Regions from separate parts of the Homo sapiens genome. Here region 1 is linked to region 2. Evidence: chromatin loops called from intact Hi-C (ENCODE). Cell type or tissue: dorsolateral prefrontal cortex. All regions are shown on one strand. Each heading gives the region's core, and the rest is flanking DNA. Links, peaks and the distances in the headings are about the cores only. Region 1 holds the start of LOC105369964 (a long non-coding RNA gene). Region 2 overlaps LINC01498 (long intergenic non-protein coding RNA 1498).

Region 1 (12,711 bases), core at 2,758-10,757, 540 kb before region 2:
GCATAGAGGTAGCCACTGCAGCAGATTCCAGGAGGGCTACTGGGCCTGGGCAGTCTTGCGTCCTGCGTCCCTCCTCCTGTGCATTAGTCCCAGAGGGTGGAGGGGGTCTGGAGAGGCAGTGGGCAGAGGAGCCATTGCTGCCGCAGGTGGTGGCAAAATATGGGAAGGCTGCAAGGCTCCCCAGTCCCGGATGGCCTTGGCCTCACCCCACAATGCACTTTTGATGCATAGCAGCACTGTTTCCTTCTCCAGGTCCAGGTCTTCAGCCGTGAGTCGGAACCCCAGCTGGGAGGGAGGTACAGCGTCAGAGGCTCCCCTCGCCTGCATGGCAGCAGAGGAAACTTGCATCGAAGGGGCCAGTACTGTGGATGCGAGGGAGCCATTCTTGGAGGTGAGTTTCTGCCCTTGTGTTGCATCTGCTGCCTTTTCACTCCAGATCTTCCTCTGGGAAACCTCTGTAGCCAAAGAGGGAGACCAGGGTCCCTCCTCACTCACTGTCTTTGAGCTCCGGAGGGGCAGCCGGGAGAGGAATGAGGCTGGCCCCCTCCTCCTCTTCAGTGGCGGGAAACCTCCTGTGGTGCTGTGTGAGCTGGAGACAGCATTTTGGGGGCAGGAGCTCACCTAGAAAGGCTGGGATTTCTTGTTCAATCTGACTTCTGATTTCTGGGCATGGAGGTCTCTCTGCAGAGGCCCAGACTTGGGCACGACAGAAGAGAGGCCTCCATTGACCCTCAAGGACCTAAATGTGATCTGTGCACCCCCAGTATCATCAGGCCCCTTTCTCTAATTATCGAGAACCTCTGTGACTCCAAGGTCCTTGTCCTGCTCAGGTATCCATTTCCTCAGGGTCCATTTGAGGGCCCTCAGAGGGCCTTCAAAACCAAAAACAAAACACAGGGTCTGCAGTATCTTAGGATGTTGTCTCCAAGAGGCTCTAAGAAAAGCCAGTGTAAAGTCACTGAATTCTTGGAGTTGGTCCAGGACCAAGGGTAAGTGCAGAAGCCGGGGCAGCCAAGGAACGGGCCAAGGGCAGGCAGCCAGCTGCCCTGCCAGCCCCCTGCAGGGGGCGCTGTGGAGCAAAGCTTTCACGGGTAACGGGCAAAGGGGAGCAGTAGTGTCAAGTCAGGTCTTGGCAGCACAGCGAGGTTGGCGAGTTCTCCTTGGCTGCCAACTCAGCCAAAGGCTCATCCTGCACTGTTGGGCCTGTTGCTGGGATGCACCTTTGGAATGTGTGAGCCAAGAATGGGCGCGCATGCTCATGGAACCCGCAAGGAAGGCGCACCGGGGAGGAAAGGGAGGGGGCAGAGATCACCCTAGGAATGTGCACAGGGGGCAGCTGCCGGTGGAGGGTGTTTGGTATGAGGGAGACAGGCTCATGGGGAAATGCAGCTGGCCCTCCCGCACTGGGGCCCCAGCGCTGACAGGGGACGGCGTAGGACGGGGATCCCTTGGGCTAGGAGGGCGAGAACTGCTGCGCCATCAGGTGGCAGCTTTGGGGTCAGCACCCTCGAGATGTCCTGCCCTTTCTCCAGCGGAATTGGGAAGAGCCCCTCAAGGGCTAAACAGATTCTGACGGGGTCTCTTGTGGTGGGGAGGACAGGTGGAGAGAGACATGCTTCCCTTATAACCCAGCAATCCTGTTCCATGTATTTGCCCAAGAGAAATGAAAACTTCTGGGTGGATGTTTATTCACCCATAACCTGTATGTAGATGGTTTTGGTTGCATTAGTCTTATCTCCTTGACATAGGACTTTTCATTTTATCCATTTTGTCTTGAATGTGTATGGAATTATTTTTAGGTGGTTGTTCTGGGGATTAGAATATTTATGCCACACTTTTCAGTCTAATAAGAGGTGTATCTTACCAACTCGAGTAATATGTGAAAGCCTAACAGTCATATACATTCATGTGGCTCTTTATGTTATGGTTGTCATATGTATTCCATCTACAAGCCTTGAAGCCCCACATCCCTTTCAAATGATGATATGTTTTCATGGTTTGGAAGCAGCTCATCCTGGAAGCGCAGAACCTGCCAGGCGTCTTGCACTTCCTCCTCCCAGTCCCCCTAGGGTTAAAGGCTGCACTCTAAGAAGGCACTAGCCTGTCCCCAGGAGTCTATCCAGATCCCTGGAGGGCTCCATTTCTGCAGGACGAGGCTACCCCTTGGAATAAATCCTCTCTGCTTCTGCCCAGCCCTGTAAGGGGCACCTTCCATTCTTTCTCCAGCAGGCTTTCCTCTGCTGACAGGGAAGGAGACAGTGTGGGGCAGAGAGGGATTTATCCTCTTCTCCTTGGGCTGAGGAGAGGGCTGGGAAGTCCTCCAGGCAGCATCTAACTTCCTCACTCTTTGGGCTGCTGTAAGTGGCCTTCCAGGTCCTTCCTGCTATTTTCATGTTCAAAAATTGAAATTTGAGTTTTCTGAGCTGGAATTTCCTCTGTTTAAGGCTGCTAGGAAAAATGGCTGCCAGGGGTCCTGTAAAGCAAAGCTTGCTTGGAGAATGGGCGAAGATGTATGTGTAAGTGATTTGCTCAAGATTATGCAACCTCCCTGGGCATAGCCCCCACTTCCTTGGGAATTTCCTAGCATGTCCTGGAACGGGCCTCCATCATTCCCCATTTCCTGCTGCATGAGGAGACATTGCCCCCTACATGAACTAGATAGTGTAATATCTGCCCCTGGTGTGTCCGGAATTGGTTCCTTCTGGTGGGTTCTTGGTCTGCTGACTTCTAGAATGAAGCCACGGACCCTCGTGGTGAGTGTTACAGTTCTTAAAGATGGTGTGTCCGGAGTTTGTTCCTTCAGATGTTCAGATGTATCCGGAGTTTCTTCCTTCCAGTGGGTTCGTGGCAGCATCCAATCACTATGGAGCCACTGCTTACTGACACCTAGCCCCAAATGACCAACCTAAAACTGACACCCCACAGTTCCCCCATGGTGCATGCTTTTTGTCCCTGCAAGGAGTAATAAACCCAACTTGCTCCACTGCACATGTGTTCCTGGAGGGTATTGACTGGCCTCTTGAGGGGCTGCCTGGGCTCTGCCTCTGTCATCATGTAAAGATGATGGTGATCGACAACACAGGGTTTTCTGTGTGCTGGGCGCTGTTTTGAGTTCCTCGCATATACTCATCTGCATTTTATCCTCACAACAGCTCTGAGGAGGGGGCACTATTCTTATCTCTGTTTTGCAGATGGAGGAGCTGAGACACTCAAAGGATTAACCCCCTGGCCCAGGTCACCGACTTGTAAGTTGCTGAAGTGGGATTTGAACCCATGTGGTCTGGCTCCATAGTCCACGCACTGAGCTAGGGCCTAACCAGGCTTCGAGCCTAGACAAAACACAGGTCCTGACCTGCCTTCATCCTGTGCAGGTCGTGGAGTTCATTGGAATGTGATGGGAAGGAGGAGAAGAAGGAGAAGGTGATGGAGAGTCTCCTGGAGGCAGCTGAATTTTTGGCATGGCCGAGAAGACCTGGGGTGGACCCTTGACCCGCATTGGGCCCACTCTTGCTTCTCTCCCGGGAACTAAGACTTAGGATTTATGAATGCTGGTCTGTCTGTGCAGGAATGGTGTGTGAGGGTATGTAAGCTAGGGAACTGAGTGGTGACATCTGCCCTGGACACTGGGAGGACATTTGGGAAAGATGGAGCAGCAAGTAGAGAGAGAAGCAGAGATGGGGGAGCAATTCAAGGGGAGAGTGAGAAGGGAGAGAACCAAGAGGGAGAGGGAGAGGAAGATAGAGAGGGAGGCAGAAGGACAGGGTCAGGGACAGGGCTAAGAAGGAATGGAGAGAGAGAGAGGATGGAGGAAAAGAGGGAGAAAAACAGACATATATATACACACACACACACATACACACACATATATACATATATGTATACATATATGTGTATATATACATATGTGTGTATATATATGTGTGTATACATATGTGTATATATACGTATATATACACATATATGTGTGTATATATATACACACACACAGAGCAGACACACACACACACACAATCCATTTCTCCGGTGCCTGCATGTTAGTCCCAGTGGTTCTCTGCTCCTGCCTGGGAGAATCTACTGTCCCTTGCACCAGGGGTGGCACAGACATGGGATGGTTGGGACCTCTGGCTGGACCCTTCAGCAACCAGACCCTGGCCCACACCTGATGCTGTGGTGGATGAAGGGAATCCCAGCAACTGTTGCTCTCAGGCCCCAAAAGAAGTTGTCCAGTGGAGTCAGGAGGTTTACAGTATGTCTGGGAATACATTTTCCTCCAATCCTGTCTTGCTCTTGCCAACAATTTCCCAGGCAAATAGTGAATTGTTTTATTTGTTTGCTTTATGTTTTGAAGAGAGGGAGGCAGCATGGTGATTTGTGAAGGGCTGAACTCAGACAGACCTAGGTTTAAGTTCTGGTCATCTCACTTGCTGTGTGACCTTGGACAAGTCACTTCACTTCTCTGAGCCTCTCTCCAACAACGGGGCTAATAATCCCTGCCTTATAAAGTTGTGGTGATGATTAAAAAGTGGCTGGGAATGGTAGCTCTTGGAAATAGTAGACAGTCAATAAATGTCAGTTTTCTGCTCTTCAGTCCTTTAAAGTTACTGTACAGCAGGTCCTGGAATAATACTAAAATGTTTCATTATAATGTTGGTGAGAAAAAGAAAAATCAATTCCCAGCCAAGGCCATCATCTGGGTGCAGTCTGTACATTCTCCCCATGTGTTCATGGGTTTTCTCTGGCTCTCTGGTTTCCTCTCATATTCCCAGGATGTGCACATCAAGTGAATTGGCATGTCTAAATGGGCCCAGTCTGGGCCAGGTGTGGTGGCTTACACCTGTAATCCCAGCCCTTTGGGAAACCAAGGAGGGAGGATCACTTGAGCCCAAGGGTTCAAGACCAGCCTGGGCAACATGGTGAAACCCTATCTCTCCAAAGAATACAAAAATTATCGGGGGGTAGTGGTGCACCCCTGTAGTCCCAGCTACTTGGGAGGCTGAGGTGGGTGGATCACCTGAGCCTGGGAGGTCAAGACTGCAGTGAGCTGTGATCACGCCACTGCTCACCAGCCTGGGTGACAGAGAGGGACTCTGTTTCAAAAAAAATAAATAAAATGGCCCCATCTGAGTGAGTGTGGGTGTGGGTGTGAGTGTGCTCTGTGAGGGGATGGCATCCTGTCCAGTGTGGTTTATTGCCTTGTGCCCTGAGCTGCCAGGATAGGCTGTGGCCACCTGCAACCCTGAATTGGAATTACTGGGTTAATGATTATCTTACTTGTTTTTATTAATCTTTCTTAAGTGTATGTATAGCTCACATTTATTTCAATGTTTAATACTAGAAATGTTTTGGTCTTCATTTAGAAGTTTAGTGATGTTTGGCCGGGCGCGGTGGCTCACGCCTGTAATCCCAGCACTTTGGGAGGCTGAGGGGGGCGGATCACGAGGTCGGGAGATCGAGACCATCGTGGCTAACACAGTGAAACACCGTCTCTACTAAAAATAGAAAAAATTAGCTGGGCGTGGTGGCAGGTGCTTGTAGTCCCAGCTACTCGGGAGGCTGAGGCAGGAAAACGGCGTGAACCCGGGAGACGGAGCTTGCAGTGAGCCAAGATTGCGCCACTGCACTCCAGCCTGGGCAACAGAGCGAGACTCCATCTCAAAAAAAAAAAAAAAAAAAGTTTGGTGATGTTTTTGTGGCCAGAAATATGCCTGTAGAAACTTAACTCTAGTTAATATCCATTAGCCTATGGTAACATCGGTGTTGTAGTACATTGTTTCACTTAAAGTTGCAGTTTCCAAGAATCTGTTAATGACATTAGGTGAGGACTTACCCTATTAGTAAAATTTACACTTGACAAGATTTTAAAAAATATTTTTCACTGACAAATAGAATTGTATTTACTTGTCTGTTATTTCAATAAATTCACAGGAATGAAACTAACATCTGGCACCTATATTTTAACTTTTTAATGTTCTTACTACTGACTGTAAATGATAAATATAACAAGGAAATTTTTATCAACATATAAATGCTTTTCTCAAACATAGTGGGCTCTTTCTCTGGTTGATTGTGCTGATGAAGATGGCAGTAATGGCTTCCATTTCTTGAGCACTCACTGTGTGCCTGTCGTGTTGGTGATGATGAAGATGGTAGTACTGGCTTCCATTTCTTGAGCACTGCTGTGTGCCTATCCTGATGGTGATGATGAAGATGCAGTAACAGCTTCCATTTCTTGAGCACTCACTACCGTGTGCCTGTCCTGATGGTGATGATGAAGATGTAGTAGTGGCTCCCATTTCTTGAGCACTACTGTGTACCTGCTTTGCACTTTACTTGAGTTATCCCATTTGCCCTTCATAACTCTGTGAGGGGCTCCTATTGGGATCTCCTCTGCAGAAGATGACGGGGAGAAAAGGAGGATGGACAAAGGTGAAGGGACAGCATGGTGCTCCTCCTTGCTGATCCACGTGGTTGGAATGGAGGCTGAGAGAAAAAATGGGCAGAGCCAGAAATCCCAGGACCTGGTGTTAGTGGGATGTGGGGCTCAGCTGCCCACCTGTGGCCCAGAGCAGTGGAGGATGCCTTGGCTGTGCCCTGGCACACAGCCCTCTACCTCCCTGGCATCTGAGCACTGGGGACTGTGGCAGTGGGGTCAGTGCCCTCAGCTGGACACAGAGCAGAACTTGAGAAATATGGGCCCCTGAGCCCACAGGACCCAGAGACCCAGCACCCAGGGAGGCTTGGGTGTAGAAGAGGGACGCCCTCAGCTAGCACATGGGGGCTTGAGGTCCTGTTGACTTCTAAGGGACCTCATCTGATCTCCCCGCTGGGGACATCCAGCATGCAGGCTTCCTTCCTGGCTCCTCTGTCAACCTTTGTCCCAGCCTTCAAACTTTCTCTTCCCAATGCCATTCTGACACTTCGTCAGTTCCCCTTCTAGTCCACTAGATGCTGCTCTGCACCCACCTGAGCACCACCATTTCTAATTCCTTCGATCCTAGTTTGGTAGAGACAGGTGAGCTGGTCAGCCCTTTCCCAGGAGGCAGACTGGAGACCAGAGTGCTTACCAGGGCTCTTTGCCATACGGTAATGATTTAAACTTCAATCACTGTAACTTGTGGAGCTCTTTTCACGGATTAGCTCCGGTAACCCCCACAGGCCCCCATGATGTATGTTCCCATCCTACATATGAGGAAATAGTATCTCAGGGAGATGATGTGACTTGCTCAGGGTTACACAGCAAATACCTGGACAGGGTGTGACTTGACAAAGCTTTTTGTCCAAGTTAAAATGCCAGAGACATAATATTGCAATAATGCCAGTAGAAGTTGCTATTTATTAAGCTCCTACTACTGGGCGAAGCTTGCAGAATACAGAGATGAATATGACAGACCTATTCCATGGGCAGTTTGTCATGTGTCCACTCCCCTGGGAACCTCAAGGGCAGCGCCCATGTGTCCCCAGCACTGAGCACAGAGCATGCCATAGAGGAGGGTCTCAGCTAATGTTGGCTGAATCAGTGAATGAACTGCTGTAGGCTATACAATAAGCACTTTGGTCTTGGGACCCTTTTTCATCTATAAAAGGGAAGGTGGAGGACAGATTCTCCCACTTGTCTTATCAAGGGTCCCATTTTTGGGTGTGTTGGCTTAATCACACAGGCCCATCCCTAAGGTCCCTTCTGGTTCTGCAGTGCTGCCACCTATCATTGGTGGTTTATCTTTTCCAGGAGTATTGTTTCTTTAGTTACCATTGATGTATGCCCCAGAGCCCTCTACTGCCCTGGCATCTGAGCACTGGGGGACTGGGGAGCAGGGGCAGTGCCCTTAGCTGGACATGGACAGATGGAGCATAACTCAAGATTTCTTTGGAGCCTTAAACACTGTAGGGAATATGACGAACTCTATAGATACTTCCCCCAGAAAAACACATTCATGCCTACGTTTTACATACAATTTCAGGGCTTCCTAGAGCCTAAGTTAGCATCACTACTGTAGAGGATTCTTGAAGACCATAAGATATCAAGAACGAAAGAATCATATCTCAACTGGTAGCATTATCTGTTCAATCAACACATTCTTATTGCTACTAAGTGCCATATATAACTTTAGCATCCAGCTCAGTTAGGAGGGAGCTTTTGGGCAGCAGGGGGTCCAGTCAATGAACTCTCAGCTCTCAGGCCACACCTGCTGATGGGGCTCCTGGTGGTTTTCATAGCTTCTCACCTCCGCGGTGCACTTGCAACTTTTTCTCCCTCCTGGTCCCTCTCTTCAGAGCCCTTTAGAGCAGGCTTATACAAAATGAGTGTGGAGAATCCTGAATTATCCCCAACTTGTAGCCTTGTTCTTTAGTACTCATGGTCAAGTTTATCCCAAAGGTTAGCAAAATCAGCTGCTCTCAGGGTTATAAGTTCAAAGCCACTCTCATCGCAACTTCCTCAACAAAATGTCAGAAATATCTTCCTCTCCACTTTTGTTAATAATAATTTTTAAAAAGCCTTGGCTGTTCATTGGGCACATAGGTATTGAGTACTTTGGGGGCAGCTGAGACTATGGGGTGAAGGAGATTATATCTTTGGATGAGGCACGGTGGATGGGGGCAGGATGAACTGATGGCTGGCTGTAAGTGTCAATCCATGTTTTATAGGGTTCAAAACTGCCACAGTTTTGTGGACTGCTTTAAGAAAAAAAATTGTAAAATTTCAGTTCAAAAGTGAATAGTTATTTAGAATTAGAGGAGAAACTGCAAAAGCCATCAATTTAAGAAAACTGAGAAATGTGACTGACATCACAAAATTTGGAAAAAATAACATTTAAAATAATTGTGTGTAATGCTTTATTCCTGATTTATTTATTTTTTGCCTTCATAGTGTTTGATTACTCCTACAGATAGCACTAATTTTATAATATTTGGTATAGAAAGAGTAAAAGTATATTACAGGTTTTCTTCCATCATGAAGGATAGAAATCTGTTCTCTATTAATCACAGTTTAGAAAAAAATATTGGTGTCACATATAATTATTTGTAATGTCATGTTGATTTTAAGGATTGTTGTCAAATTTGGGCAAGCCCTATATCAAGATTCTTACATATGTGAACTGTCAGATTTCTGGGGATTTTGGGTCGTGTGTGTGTGTGTGTGTGTGTGTGTGTGAAAGAGCGAGAGAGACAGAGATAACTGGTTAAACTTAAATACTCCTGGAGGTAATGACACTCATTAATCAATCTGTCACTAATATAAATATGTAAAGAGTTTTGTGTTATCTTCATTTTATGTTAAATCAGAACTTTATATAATCCTGCAATATGTTGATAAACTTTATTCTTCTTCATTAATTTGGTTATTGAACAATCTACGTGCCTAGTCTTTGATTCTATTTGAAATGTATCTCTTCCTCTTTATGAATTTCTGCTTTTGGTATGATAGGAAAGGTTTTGTTATAACTCTCATTGTTTGGCACATTTATAATTACATACACTGTGCTATCAAGTATATTCCAATAGAGAGAACTTCTATTTTGATTCACCTTTGATCAGATTAAAGTCTGCTTCTTGTGGTTTTATATATCCTAGCATGGGAACAAAAAATGGAGCCTCTGGTGCCACTGATTTCAAAATTCATTTCTCCTTCACTTCCCACGTGGTTCTGGTGCAAGCACTACAGGATATGTTCCCATCGTGGGATTACATCTGGCCCTGCACCTTTGTGTTAGTTAGCTTTGTGTTAGTTAGCACCTTTCAGTTAGCTCTCTATAGAGCTGAACTGAAACAGTATCCCTGGAAGTTACTCCTACTCCAGGATGATGAGCAATAACTTACCTATGTACTGAAGTGGCTGCTTACCGCATTGATATATCTCACAGAACCTCAACAAAGAACATCCATAACTCAGCTGTCTCATACCCACACAACACGGGGACAATTAACCAATGGGAAGTCAGGATGCAAAGAAAAAGATGATTGCTTGGTAGGCTATTAATTACTGCCTCAATTTCAGAATTTGTTATTGGTCTATTCAGGTATTCGACTTCAGATGGATTCATAGCTGAATTCTACCAGAGGTACAAAGAGGAGCTGGTGCCATTCCTTCTGAAACTATTCCAAACAATTGAAATGGAGGGACTCCTCCCTAACTCATTTTATGAAACCAGCATCATTCTGATACCAAAACCTGGCAAAGACAAAACAAAGAAAACTTCAGGCCAATATCCTGATGAACATCAATGCAAAAATCCTCAGTAAAATACTGGCAAACTGAATCCAGCAGCACATCAAAAAACGTATCCTCCATGATCATGTCAGCTTCATCCCTAGGATGCAAGGCTGGTTAAACATATGCAAATCAATAAACCTAATCCATAACACAAACAGAACCAAAGACAAAAACCACATGATTATCTCAATAGATGCAGAAAAGGCCTTCGATAAAATTCAACATCGCTTCATGTTAAAAACTCTTAATAAACTAGGTATTGATGGAACACATCTCAAAATAATGAGAGCTATTTATGACAAACCCACAGCCAATATCATATTGAACGGACAAAAGCTGGAAGCACTCCCTTTGAAAACTAGTATGAGACAAGGATGCCCTCCCTTACCACTCCTATTCAACATAGTATTAGGAGTCCTGGCCAGGGCAATCAGGCAAGAGAAGGAAATAAATTGTATTCAAATAGGAAGAGAGGAAGTCAAATTGTCTTTGTTTGAAAATGATATGATTCTATTTTAGAAAACCCCATCATCACAGCCCCAAAACTCCTTAAGCTGATAAGCAACTTCAGCAAAGTCAGGATACAAAATCAATGTGCAAGAATCACAAGCATTCCTTTACACCAACAATAGACAAGCAGAGAGTCAAATCATGAATGAACTCCCATTCACAATTACCACAAAGAGAATAAAATACCTAGGAATACAGCTAACAACAGATGTAAAGGACCTCTTCTAGGAGTACTACAAAGCACTGCTGAAGGAAATAAGAGAGGACACAAACAAATGGAAAAACATTCCATCCTCATGGATAGGAGAATCAATATCATGAAAATGGCCATAATGCCCAAAGAAATAGATAGATTCAATGCTGTTCCCATCAAACTACCATTGACGTTCTTCACAGATTTAGAAAAAAAACTACTTTAAATTTCATATGGAATCAAGGAAGATCCCATATAGCCAAGACAATCCTAAGTAAAAAGAACAAAGCTGGAGGCATCATGCTACCTGACTTCAAACTATGCTACAAGGCTACAGTAACCAAAACAGCATGGTACTGGTATCAAAACAGATATATAGACCAATGGAACAGAACAGGGACCTCAGAAATAACAGCACACATCTACAACCATCTGATCTTTGACAAACCTGACAAAAACAAGCAATGAGGAAAGGATCTTCTATTCAATAAGTGGTGCTGGGAAAACTGGCTAGCCATATGCAGAAAACTGAAACTGGACCCCATCCTTATACCTTGTACAAAAGTTAACTCAAGATGGATTAAAGACTTAAATGTAAAACCCAAAACCATAACAACCCTAGATGAAAACCTAGGTAATACCATTTAGGACATAGGCATGGGCAAAGACTTCATGACGAAAATGCCAAAAGCAATTCCAACAAAAGCCAAAATGGACAAATGGAATCTAATTAAACTAAAGAGCTTCTGCACAGCAAAAGAAACTATCATCAGAGTGAACAGTCAACCTACAGAATGGGAGAAAATTTTTCCAATCTACCCATCTGACAAAGGTCTAATATCCGGAATTTACAAGAAACTTAAACAAATTTACAAGAAAAAAGGAAAAGACCCTATCAAAAAGTGAGCAAGGGATATGAACAGACACTTCTCAAAATAAGACATTTATGTGGCCAACAAACATATGAAAAAAAGCTCGGGCTGGGCGTGGTGGCTCATGCCTGTAATCCCAGCACTTTGGGATGCCAAGATGGGTGAATCACGAGGTCAGGAGTTCAAGACCACCCTGGCCAACATAGTGAAACCCCATCTCTACTAAAAATACAAAAATTAGCTGGGCATGGTGGTGTGTGCCTGTAGTCCCAGCTACTCAGGAGGCTGAGGCAGGAGAATCGCTTGAACCCAGGAGGTGGAGGTTGTGGTGAGCTGAGATCACACCACTGCACTCCAGCCTTGGCAACAGAGCAAGTTTGTCTCAAAAAAAAAAAAAAAATAGCTCAACACCACTGATCATTAGGGAAATGCAAATCAAAACCACAAGGAGATACCATCTCATGCCAATCAGAATGGTGATTATTAAGAAGTCAAGAAACAATAGATGTTGGTGACACTGTGGAGAAATAGGAATGCTTTTATGCTGTTGGTGGGAATGTAAATTAGTTCAACCATTGTGGAAGACAGTGTAGTGATTCCTCAAGGATCTAGAACCAGAAATACCATTTCACCCAGCAATCCCATTACTGGGTATATACCCCAAAGAATGCAAATCATTCTACTATAAAGACACATGCACACATACATTTATTGCAGCACTATTTACAATAGTAAAGACATAGAACCAACCCAAATGCCCATCAATGATAGACTGGATATAGAAAATGTGGCACATATACACCGTGGATTACTATGCAGCCATAAAAAGAATGAGATCATGTCCTTTGCAGGGACATAGATGAAGCTGGAAGCCATCATACTCAGCAAACTAACACAGGACCAGAAAACTAAGTACAGCATGTTCT
Region 2 (12,711 bases), core at 2,767-10,766:
GTAGGCAAGCATACAACTTCCACTGCAGTCGTATTCAAAACACATTTTCTTCCCTCCTCCCAGTCCTTCTCTGTTGAGATACATCACGACAAATCAGCAGAGCAGGCATCTGTCGGCAGAAGAATCCTCCCAGGGTCCATCAACTCCTACCCCATTGCCAATGAGTAAACACACAGCCTGTGGAATCACATCAGGCAGAGGACTGGTTTGAGAAGAGATTTTGTGGCTGCTGGAGCGTACGGGCTCTGTCTCCATTACCCATCACGGAACTTCACCATTCAAAGATCAATGACGTGCAGGCTAGATGATGCTGGCAAGCCAGGAGCTGTGGATCCCGATTTTTCCTCCATGATAAATGGGGAGCAATCTCCAGGAGCTCTAGCCTGGAAGACAGCCCTAGTCAAATTACTTTATCGCCCAGCTGAGAGATGGCCAGCTTGGAGGAGATGTACTCAAGCAGCATGCTAACTAGACTCAACATCAGCACATAGACCCCTCCTCAGAACAGCACTCTCCTCCCTCCTCTTTCCCACCAAAGAGCAGAAGAATTCCACCCTGACATTGGCTTATGGAAGCTGCTCTCCCTGACACTTCCATAGTAAATAAGATCAGGGGTCTATGTAGTTCCCACTCACTTCACATACACATATCTGAGATCACTGCTTTCAAGCTTGCCAAGTGGCAGAGAACTTGTACATCATGGAGTCCTTGCAGACACTCAAAATGCTGGTATATCATGCTTAAAAGAAACTTCTAGCGCAAAGACTAAGTGCACAGGAATTAGAGATAGGCAGAACAGGATTTAGATCCCAGCTCTGCAACTTACCATGGGCAAGTGTCTTAGTTGAAGATCCTTCAGAAACTTACTTTAAGACAAGGGTTCAAGTGCACATAGTTGATTTAGAAAGTGACCTCAGGAAGCACCACAGGGGAGTGGGGAAGAGGAGGAACAAATAAAGGGTGTGTATCAAGGAAGCTGTCACTGGAGATGAATTCTGCTGGAGAACCAATGTTAAACACTGCCTCAATGGTAACTCATCCAAGCAGCAAGGGAACTGGGGTATTAATACTCCAACTCCCATATGTTATTATTTAAGGGATGCTGCCAGAGGCATTAACCCCCTTGCACTTCTGGCCTATTATGTATGGGGGATCTGGTGGCCAAAGAGAGCCCTTGGGCAAAGTGCTGCCAATGCTAGGAGATGGAAGTTCTGCCCGTGGCCTCGGAAATGGTAAAACCCAAGGGTGTAGGAGTGGGGCTTGAAGGGGCATCAACAACATATGCTACAGCAAGCAAGCTAATCTCTCTAAGACTCAAGCTTCCTCATCTACAAAATGTAAATTACTTGTAGCAAATAATATCTAATATCTTGGGGTTGCTTTGAAGGGTAAAGTCAATACTGCAAGTTAACATACTCAGCACAGTGTGTGGCACTAGTAAACATCTAATAAATAATAGTTATGCTTATAAAACATCACCTGCAAAAGGAAATGTGTAATAAATGCCATGCTCATTTTCCAATCAACTCTGAGCCCCCAACCTATGGAGTTGGCAAGAAATCAATCTCCCTGTTTTGAGGTGGTCCTTCGACCTCCCTAAGGTCACATTAGAATCTGAGAGGTTTAACTTGGGGCCAGGAAACAAAGGATAAGGTCTGGACTTCAGTTCCCCATGACCTTACTGGTGAGTTTATAATCCAACTCTGCAGAATCCATTAAGTTTGGCCACAGGAATCTTTGTGGAGGCTGGGGGGCCCAGTACCCAGGGTCCAGCTTCTTTCAGCATACCCCAGCCATTCCACACCTCCCCATCCTGACCACCAGTGGGGGTCCAGCCACCTCCCCAGGATCCCATGAGAGAGTGGATTGAGGCATCTGCCGATCTCCTACCCCACTGGTGTTGAGGGATCTCCCTCCTCACTCATTGTTTGTGCCTCTTCCCCACTCCTCAAAGTCACTCATCTCCCTATCTTTTGAGCCATAAGCCAAGGGCTGCAAGCTGAAGGGCAAACAGAATGGTTCAAGTTCCCTGAGATTACAGAGTGCCTTCTTGGAACTGGGCTCTGCAGCTCCTGGCTGCCAGTATTATCTAGGATGTACATCACTGATCTTTGAATGGTAACATTCTGTGATGGGTAATGGAGTCAGAGCCTATGCACTCCTGCAGCAGCCCCGAAAGCTCTCATCTACCAGTCCTCTGTCTGATGTGAATCCACAGGCTTCATATTTAGGTCATTGGCTATGGAGTAGGTTTTGATGGACCCTGGGAGAATTCTTCTGCCTGCAGATAACTGCTCTTCTAGTATTTTGCAATGTTCTAACAAGACAGAAGAGGAAAGAGTAAAAGAAACATTTATTGAGTACCACTTGTAGCAGACATTGCATGTCCACCTACCCAGCACTCCTCTTTCCCCTTCTTAACAGTATGCAGCAGAGGAGAATTTATAAACAACTTCCATCCATTCTGAGTCTTTTCCTGTAACAAAACAAAACACAAATTAATGGTGTTGCAATGAATTATCCTGTCACATAAAATTTTGTGCTAAATCAACTATCATATCAAATTGTAATATAAGCTAGTAGCAAGAGCCAATGATCTGATGAGAAAAGGATGAAAGAAAAAGCCAAAACTATAAATTCTATTCATTCAGGGTTTTGTTGGGGTATTTTTTCTGTGAATTACAAAGAGACACGTTAATTTCTGAAGAGTGTAAGCAGTAAGCAGAGAAGATATTCCATTCTAGAGACACACTCATGCTTTGAGAAACAGAGTTTATGTTATGTCTCTAGGAGTGGCCAAATGTCTGGCTTTTCAAAATGAACACAAGTAGTTCCTTTTCCCAAGGGGATGAGAGAGTGACCCAGGAAAATATAACCTTGCCTCATCCCCAGCAAAGGTAACAAATGCATGGAAATTTAACACAGATAATTTGCTGCTATTTAGGGCTTTCACATAGCCCCAAATTTTACCTCATTTGTTACTATGCAAGACTGAAAGTTTCAGAAACTCAAATCAAACTGATTTAAGCCTAAAGGGGGATTTACTGGCTGGTATAACTTGAAAGTTCAGGTGCAGCTTGATCCAGGTGCTAAAAAGACAGAATCAAGATTTGGTTCTTCTCTCTTTTTTGTCTCTGTTGGCTTCACTCTCAGGTACGTGTTTCCCCCAGCATAACAAAATAAATGACAGCAGCTCCTGGCTTACATCCCACTAGCTCAGACCCTCAGCAGAAGAAGAATGCCTCTTTATCAGGATATCTCTCACAAGTCCTGGAATTCACTCTGATTGGATGGGCAGGAGTCATGTGCCTTCCCTGAACCTTGTTGTGGCTTGGGATGCAATAAGTCCTCTGACTGGCCAAAGCTAAAATCTTCAGGGGCGTGTGAACCAGAGCAACTCCATCTTAAATAGGACCTGGGTAAAATGAGGCTGAGACCTACTGAGCTGCATTCCCAGATGGTTAAAGCATTCTTAGTCACAGGATGAGATAGGAGGTCGGCACAAGATACAGGTCTTAAAGACATTGCTGATAAACCAGGTTGCAGTAAAGAAGCCAGCTATAACCCTCTGAAACCAAGATGGCGACGAGAGTGACCTCTGGTCGTCCTCACTGCTACACTCCCACTGTGAAAGCCCCAAATGGCAGTTTACAAATGGCATGGCAACCACAGGCAGTTACCCTATATAGTCTAAAAAGGGGAGACAAGAATAATCCACCCCTTGATTAGCATATCATCAAGAAACAACCATAAAAATGGGCAACCAGCAGCCCTCAGGGCTGCTCTGTCTACGGAGCAGCCATTCTTTTATTCCTTTACTTTCCTAATAAACTTGCTTTCACTTTAATCTATGGACTCACTCTGAATTCTTTCTTACGCGAGATCCAAGAACCCTCTCTTGGGGTCTCTATTGGGACCCCTTTCCTATAACAAAATCGCCTACCCAGGGAGCCAGGAATGGGGTTAATCTACACCACATTAAGTCAGAGGTCGGGAAAGCTAGCTCAATACATCAGATAGATGATACCAGCAGAAGGGCCACACACAACTGATGCCCCTGCAGGATCCCCAGCTATCATTTGATTTTCAAAATGACCCCCAATGTGATTATTTGGGTTTTTTACTCTTTTTTCATCTCAAAGTTATACACACACATTGTAATAATTACCTCCATTATATAGACTAAGAAACCGAGGCTCAGAGAACCAAGTAACACCCAAGTTCTCCTAATCAAACAAGGAGGAGCTGGGACCCAAACTCTCCATCTGTGTGACTCCAAAGTGAAGTCTGCCCAGGGTCTTTTCTGTAAATGTCCATTTATAGACCAATGAGTTTTTTTCGGGATTGTTCAAAGTCTTCTACTGTATACACAAACCAAAGATACCAGTGGCATTCCTGTCCCCTCGCTCCCACATCCCAGGGCAAGCAAATTTCAGGAGCCCATTTGCAGCCCCTCTTAAAGAGGAACTGAAGACTGAGTTAGTAAATCTGTGCTGAGCTAATGCATTTTTCTGGTTGACAACTTCACCGCTGCCACCAACCTCAGTGCTTTGCTGATGTCAGGCAAGAAACGCAAAATATATTCTGCCCTGTCATTCTAGTCACCTCTTCCTGTCCAACCCACATCCTAAAAACAGGCTAACAGGATTGCCATAGTCAACTCAGTGTGGTTGAAGGGCATTTCAAGGCTCCATATCCAGAGTGTAGCCTGAGGTCCCCTCTCTAGAGAACGGAGTGATAGAAGATACCAATAGCATTATGCTAGGGTGTCCCCTTCACCTAGAAAATCCACTTCTGGACATTTACCCTAAAAAAAATAATCAGAGATGTGAACAATCATAGACATACAGATATCTTCTGAAATATATGCTCGGAGTGCCCACAACAGATTACCCTGGGCACCTGTTAACAAGGGGCATTAGGCTGTGGTTCACACCTCCAATCCCAGCACTTTGGGAGGCCAAGGCAGACAGATCACCTGAGGTCGGGAGTTCAAGACCAGCCTAGCCAACATGGTGAAACCCCTGTCTCTACTAAAAATACAAAAATTAGCCAGCGTGGTGGCACACACCTGTAATCCCAGCCACTCGGGAGGCTGAGGCAGGAGGATCGCTTGAACGCAGGAAGCGGAGGTTACAATGAGCTGAGATCGCGCCATTGCACTCTAGCCTGGGCAATGGAGTGAGACTCCATCTCAAAAAAAAAAAAAAAAAGTTAGGGGGGCATTAGCTGGGCAAGGGGTGTGGGTGGGACAGGACCTCTGCATTCCACTCAACACCTGCAAAATCAGAATCTCCTAAGCTGTGGCATCCAGCCTCAGTTCAAGTCTGCAGTGAGCGATAATCACACCACTGCACTCCAGCCTGGGCAACAGAGCAAGACATCGTCTCTGAAAAAAAAAAAAAGTAGGGGGGAGGGTGGGATCCCTGCATTCCACTCACACCTGTGAAATCTCCTAAGATGACTCCCAGTGATTCCGGCCTCCCGCTGTGTCCCTGGTATTCACACCCACCTTGTTATAGTCTCCTCCCACCTTGAACAGGCCTGGCCTCTGTAACTAATGCAATGGCATATTGCAGAAATGACAGAGCGCCGTCTGAGGTTAAGTCATAAAAGCCTTGTCTTGCTTTCTCTTGGGTCACTCTTTGTGGGGGAAAGTCAGCCGCCATGTCATGAGGACACTCAAGCAACCCTATAGAGAATTCTGCAGGTCCAGGAGCTGGATTCTGCCAACAGCCAGCACAGATCTTGTGAGAGAGCTGCCTTGGAAATGGATCCTCCCGCCCCAGTTGAGTCTGAACCACATCTTGACTCCTGAGAGACCTCAAGCCAGAAGCAACCAGCTAGGACACTCCCTAATTCCTGACTCTCAAAACCTCTGTGAGACAAATGAATAGTCATTGTTTCAAGCTGCTAGGTTTGGGGGTAATTCGTTATTAAGCAGTAGTTATTACACAGGGTGAGCCCAGGATCTACATGTTTACAGGCTCCTTGGGAAAGTCAGACACACTGAAGCCACTGGAGGCCAAGGATGTCCCTGCAACATTGTTTAGATTCAGAAAGTAACATTGGTGCCCCCTAGGGGATTAGAGAAGCAAATTACAGTCTACCTGCAGGATGGCCAACAATGCACATAGGAGACAGCTAGTACCTACCTTATCTTTTTTCAAAGGCTGCCGAGCATTTATGACATATTGAATACAAAATCAGTTCACATGCACAATGCAAAATATAATCCTATTTTTGTTCCATATAGAGCATTATTATATAATCCCTCATGTCCCAGGCCTTAGCCTGAGATGTGTGTGATTATATAATAGTCTTTTACTCCTTGAAGAAGTTCTTGTCACTCCTAAATTATTAAGGTGCAAGCCCACAGCAGCCTAATGGCTTGGAATTAGCCCCAGCTATTTCTGAGGTTTCCGCAGGAATCCTTTTACCTGAGCTCAGGAATGTGCCCACGGGTCCTTCTGGTGTTGACATCCTGCTGTGCCATTGCTGTGGTCTGCTGGGGCGGCTCCCACCCCCAGCCCAGAAGGCAGGATGGCTCACATTCACCCACATGGGGATACAGGCCCTTACAAATATCCAAGTGAGACCAGGATGTAGTTATTTGTTTCACACATATAATACATAAAAACAATCCCACTGTAAAAACTGGCTTTAAAGGAGGGGAAAATAGAGGCAATTGAGTGTAATAGTTCAAGGTCTGACTCCACCTTTTACTTAAATCAGGCACGTTTGCCTCATGTCTTTACGGTCCCACTGCGCTGAACAATTCTAGGGCCACAATTCCTATTGTATTCCTTGTATAGAGCACCCCCTGGAGTCATGCCTTTATTTCCTCATCTGTAACATGGGGATTATAATCACAACTCATAGGGTCATTATTAGCATTGAGCAAGTAAATTCACGTAAAGCCCCTCAACAGTGCCTGGCCCAGAGTGGGCACTCAACAAATGTCACATCTTAATTACCACCATCATTATTCATATATACTCCACACATATAATTCCACTGCCCTCCCTAGAGGCAGCTCCATTTATTAAGTGGGCACACTTGTAGAATTTTTCTGTGCATTTACATACATAGATTTTGGCACTGATTTTTTTCTTGTATGAATAGGATTGTTCTCTATTCTCAGCCATATGTGTCAGAGAAGCTTCCATGTCTGTGTGCATAGATCGGCCTCACTCTAGTGCAGATATGCCAAGCTTTATCTAACAGTCCCCACTTGTCCAGTACTTTGCTTATTTCCAGTTTTATGCTATTGCACACAAGTTGCAAAGAACATTGCTACATGCTTCTTTGTCCATCACACTAGTATTTCTTTAGATGAGATTCCTAGAAGTGATAATTCTGGGGTAAAGGATATTTGCATTTAAAATGTTGATAGATCCTCAGCCTGTCGGGTGCTACTACAGACAACAGAATAAGAGGAGAGATATAGTACCGTGAAGATTAATTTAAAATTATTGCTAAGAGTGGTTGCTAAGACTCAACATCCAAGCGCTTTACTTGGAACTTCCTGCGTAAACACTCACCCTGCACGGAGGATGTTCTGGGAAAATTGCCACACCTCCAAGTTCCCACCCAGCTCATCTGAACCAAGAGAAGTGGGGAATAAGCCTTCCTGTCTAGTAGACCCACAATACCCCCTGGAGAAACATGGGAACATCTCTCCTCCAAAGGACATCCCACCATCACCCTGTAGTCCAAACAAGACAACCACATAGGCCAGGAGGGCAAGTCCAAGTCTGCTCATTGGATTTGGTACATTACTACTGGAAGGGAGACCAACCTTGGAGACCAGGGTACTCCTTACCAGACGTGGCACTTCTCTCCAGCCTCAGGTGAGAGCAAGAGCAAGCCTGCATATCCCTTCTGCCACCATCTGGTCCTCAATCCTCAACTCCAGCAAGCAAATGCTTGGATGAGAATGCACACCCTGTCTCCCAAGAGCAAACAAGTGCGTTCAGGCCTGGGGCAGCCAAACTCTAAGTTTAGAAACAGATTTTGCTCCAACCCTGCAGGGGCATGTTCTACCAACAAACACAGTTTGCTTTAGGTTCCCTTTAGAATACTTAACTGCTCCATCTGCAGCTTCAGTATTTGAGCTTTCAGGGCATCCCCAAGAACCGTGGATAGTTATTTTGCTTATTTTCTTCTCACCAAGTGCTCACACCCAGAATCAAGGGATGGTCCTGCTCAAAGGTAAACTCCAGTCCCCTTCCCAGAAAACAGAAAATACATGTAACATTTTAAATGAGGGTTTTACAAGCTTTGGGGGAAAAACGTAGAAGCAGATTCTACTCCAGGAACCCTACTAAATATGCATTTATAATTTTGCATTCATTTAACAATATTTACCAAGCATCTGCTACATGCCAGACCTTCTTCAAGGTGCTGAGGACACAAGGGTAGGTAAAGCAAGCCAGGACACTGCAGACAGTCCCCAGCTTATGATGCTTTGATTTTTTCATTTTATGATGGTGAGAAAGCAATAGGCATTCAGTACATTCCTTGATTCACAATGGGGTCACATCCATATTGTAAATTGAGGAGCATCTGTATAGGGATTAGATTCTAGTGTGCATACGCATAGAAAAAAAGGCAAGAGAATATTTTTAAAGTGATAATGGTTATCCCTGAGGATGGCAATAATAGAGATCTTAATTGTTTTTTATGTTTTGCGTTGTTTGAAATTTTTCCAACTGGAAAAAAACTCACAGTATAGATGAATATTTATAGTTATGGGACTATACTCACAAGATATTGCTAAGTGAAAAGAACTGGCTACAGAAGAATATACAAAGTATATTTTTTGTAAATATATATTTACACTGTGTGTGTATCTGTTGCGATGAGTCATCTTGACTAAAGGGATTATGGAGGAATGTGCTGTTCAATTTTCTGTGTCTTTCTGCGTTTTGCAAGTGGTATGAATTGAACACTTATCGCTTTTATAAAAAGGGGGAAAATGGGTCGGGCATGGTGGCTCACACCTGTAATCCCAGCACTCTGGGGGGCCAAACTGGGGAGATCGCTTGAGCCCAGAAGTTCAAGACCAGCCTGGGCAACATGGTGAGACCCTGTCTCTACAAAAAAATACAAAAAAAAAAAAAAATAGCCAGGCATGATGGTGCACATCTGTGGTCCCAGCTACCTGGGAGGCTGAGGTGGGAGGATGACCTGAGCCCGGGAGGTCAAGCCTACAGTAAACCCTGATCATACCACTGCACTCCAGCCTGGGTGACAGAGTGAGACTCTGTCTCCAAAAAAAAAAAAGTCGGGGGAGTGGAGGGTGGGGAATGTCATTTAGCAACAGGAACTTCAACCTATTCCTAAATTATTCTATCCCTAAATTATTCTATCCCTTGGTCTACCAAAATACCTGAAAATTCTCCGTTAGAGTCAGTCATTTGGCTAAACGTTTCCTTCCCAGAGGCTCCTGCTACACTACTTAAGAGGAATAACACACTGGTCTCTGTCACTTGCAAAATGGAAACGTGAACAGGGAATCTGAAAATGAACTGTCACTTTGGAAAGCGAGGAGTCTGCCTGGCTCAGCAAGACACGGACAGACAGGGAAGGGCATGGGGAGTCCCAGTGGCGCATAAGGACTCTCTGCTCTGAAAGTGAGGAGGAGGAGACTGAAGAAAAATCAGATGAGACATGGGATAAGAAGGACCTCCATGCATGCCCCTCTCCCAACACCCAGCACCCACTCTGCAGCCAAGGGGTCAGAGCTGTCGAAGAGTGATGAGCAACCTGTTTACTAAAAAGAAAGAAAAACCTACTTATAAGAGGTTTTTATCTTAGTGAGCCGCTCTGCCTGAGTCTACAGAAATTATCAAGGGTGACATCACTCTCCCCAGTCACAACCCCAGGACTTAACATCCCAGCAACACCCAAAGGACTCACCCACCCACCTCCCTGTCATTGCAGCAGCAGAACTGTCAACCCTAAAAATGAGGATGGTTACGTGAGGAAATATGACTATCACTCCTCTCCAAGCTGTCAGCTAGAATATGAGCCTGGACCTAGACTAGTTGCAGCAGGGACCATGTTTAACAAGGGGCACGGTTGACTGCTGGGACTGCTTTAATATTCAATCCAGACCTCTGATGATGAGTTATTCATTAATGACCAACTGCCTCAAGGCTCCTGTTTTATTGAAAGCTTTACAAACCATCCAAGAAATGAGATATTGAGCTAAACATTTCATTCTTCCTCATTTCATCATTCATCCAACATTTTTTGCAAATACTTACCAGGGGCTAGGGACTGGGGGGTCCAGGTATAAGATTCTTTTGGGCTTGAACATATCTGAGGACACCTTGAATTTTTATAAAAATGTGTATTAGATTTTCTTAATTATGGAAGTAACGCATGCATTGCAATATGCTAAACAACAAAGTAAAGTAAAAAATCAATAATCTCTCCCACTCCATTCTAACTCCAACCCCTTGTAGTTAGCAATGTTAATAGATTGTTGTAGAGTTCCCTTCTCTATGCTTTTTTAAAAAAATGTTCATCTATTTATTTATTTTGAGACTTGATTATGAAACTGGTTAATTTTTGTATTTTTTGTAGAAACGGGGTTTCATCATGGTGCCCAAGCTGATCTCAAACTCCTGGGCTCAAGTGATCTGTCCACCTCAGCCTCCCAAAGTGCTAGGACTACAGGCATGAGCCACTACACCTGGCCCTCTATGTCTTTTTTTACTTACCAAAATATATATATATATATATACGTATATATACATATATATATACATATACATATATATATATAGAGAGAGAGAGAGAGAGAAACTATACACATGATTCTACAACTCATCTTTTTCACTTCATTGTGTATTAAGAATCTCCCTTCAGGGTGACACAGAGATTGAGATTGTCCTTTTTAATAGCTGTGTGATATTCCACAGTATGGCTATAATGTAATTTAATCAACAAGTCTCAGACTGATAGGATGTCTCCTAACATCCTATTTGAGGAGACTCACTAAACATCCTTGGACATCACTGTACTTTCATGGATGTCTAAAGAAAAGACTCCCCAGGTGGGACAGCTGGGTATAGACATCTAACAGTGACAGAGGGTCCCTTTCTGCCCCAGCTCATGGGAAAATTTCCAGTGGTCCTGATCAGTTCCCCACTGGTTAGGGAACAAGATTACCCTTTCTCTCCCTCTCCCTATAAGGTGTCCAAGCCCCTCCCCTTCTCTTCATGGGGTGGAGAGTTGGCAGGATGGTTGGATGGTGGTTTGTTCACAAATGATGGGTCAGAAGCCAGGTGCCCTCCAGGGCAGCTCACTGCTCAGTCCCTGGCCCTTCTCCTCTGTGATCACGATGGAAGCCCTCCCCATTCCCCTCCCACTTCCCAAAGGCCTCCACACCATCCTTCCCTGCTCAGAACGGTCTTCCAAATCAACCTCCTTTTTCCCCAGCCCCAGTCTCATCACTTCTCAGAGACCAGGGATCAGGATTGGGCAGAATGCATCTGCGTGCTTTCATCCTTGGCTCTGTGTCGGCACCATCTGGCACAGGAGAGAAGGGTCCTCAGAACCAAGGTGGGGGAAGAAAGGCAGGGAGAGAGCAGAGGAGGGGAAGGAAGGGGAGGGTAGGAAAGGGGAGGGGAGGGGAGGGGAGGAGAGGAAGGGAAGGGAAAGACAGAGGAAGGGAGGGGAGGGGAAAGGAGGAGAGAGAGGGGAGGGGAATTATTAGGCGGCAAAGAGACCCTTCCCAATACAACCCTACCACATGCACTTCTTTGTCACTGCTTTCTACTCTCTGAACATTTATGGTACATCAAGTCCAGCCCTCCTCAGCCCTTCCCTCTGCGAAGACACCAAGACCATGCACATTTCACAGTGAGGACACTGGAGCCAGGATGGGGCGCGGAGGGGGGGTGTGATTTAGCCGACACCACTCATCAAGTTGGTAGCAGAGACAGGGCTACAACCCAGCTCTCTGACATCCCTTTATTGTGAGTTGAGGAAGGAGTGAGTCTCCATTGCAGTTCGTTCCACCTGCCCTCCAGAATCCCAAGGAGCAATCCTATTAATCATCACAAGAAGGTTAATATGAAAATAGAATCAGGCCTAAATTGAAACAGACAAGTTCAAATCTGTCACCCTTAACCCAGTCCAATTCAATCTGTCAGCAAGTCCTGTTGGCTCTTCCTTCAAACTGTATTGAGAATTCATTTTTTCCTTTCTACTCCGGTCACCTCTGTCCAAGGCACCAGGGTTCCTGCAGCCACCTCCTCTCTGCCTTCCCAGCTCCCATCTTGCCCCTCCACAGGTCTTTGCATGTAGCAGCTGGAGCCTTCCTCTTAAAATATAAACTGGATCGTGTCTTTCTCCCCAGCTTGGAGCCTCTAGCAAATGACTTCTGGCTGCACTTAAAATAAAACCTCCATTTCTCACCCTGGTCGATGAGGCAGGACACGATCTCTTCACGCTTCCAAACTCATCTCCTGCAGCAACCCCTCTCCTTCACTTACCCTGTTCCTCTTTCTGTCCCTGTGAAACTTAAGACTCTGGGCTGGACACAGCTATGATCCCAGCACTTTGTGAGGCCAAGGCGGGAGAATCGCTTGAGGCCAGGAGTTCAAGAGCAGCCTGAGCAACATAACAAGACCCCATCCCATCTCTAAAAAAAATTTTTTTAATGAGCCAGGTGTGGTGGCATGCATCTGTGGC

Evidence for each region. Hi-C counts contacts between places; a loop is a spot of excess contacts. Peaks named below come from ENCODE experiments on the same cell type or tissue, not always from the same donor. Only the 100,000 strongest peaks of a DNase experiment are listed, where the experiment ranks them.
Region 1: it touches region 2 in a loop (5-fold over the local background); 11 of 110 quality-filtered maps call a loop at or near these places.

The regions. Positions count from the first base shown.
Region 1 is chr12:107,911,443-107,924,153 of GRCh38, forward strand. It overlaps LOC105369964 (a long non-coding RNA gene), which reads left to right and starts at 1,309. Exons shown (of 4, transcript XR_945320.2): 1 at 1,309-2,516; 2 at 3,192-3,245; 3 at 3,372-3,580; 4 at 4,349-4,846. In dorsolateral prefrontal cortex, for the core only: a CTCF peak has its summit at 6,949; a DNase peak (open chromatin) is centred at 6,956; H3K27me3 peaks cover 3,554 bases.
Region 2 is chr12:108,451,356-108,464,066 of GRCh38, forward strand. It overlaps LINC01498 (long intergenic non-protein coding RNA 1498), which reads right to left. Exons shown (of 4, transcript NR_120483.1): 3 at 10,275-10,339; 4 at 8,070-8,229. Among named protein-coding and RNA genes, the nearest start is that of LINC01498, 16 kb to the right of the region's middle. In dorsolateral prefrontal cortex, for the core only: a CTCF peak has its summit at 6,089 (motif pointing left); no DNase peak of the experiment used is centred there; H3K27ac peaks cover 2,120 bases; H3K27me3 peaks cover 861 bases.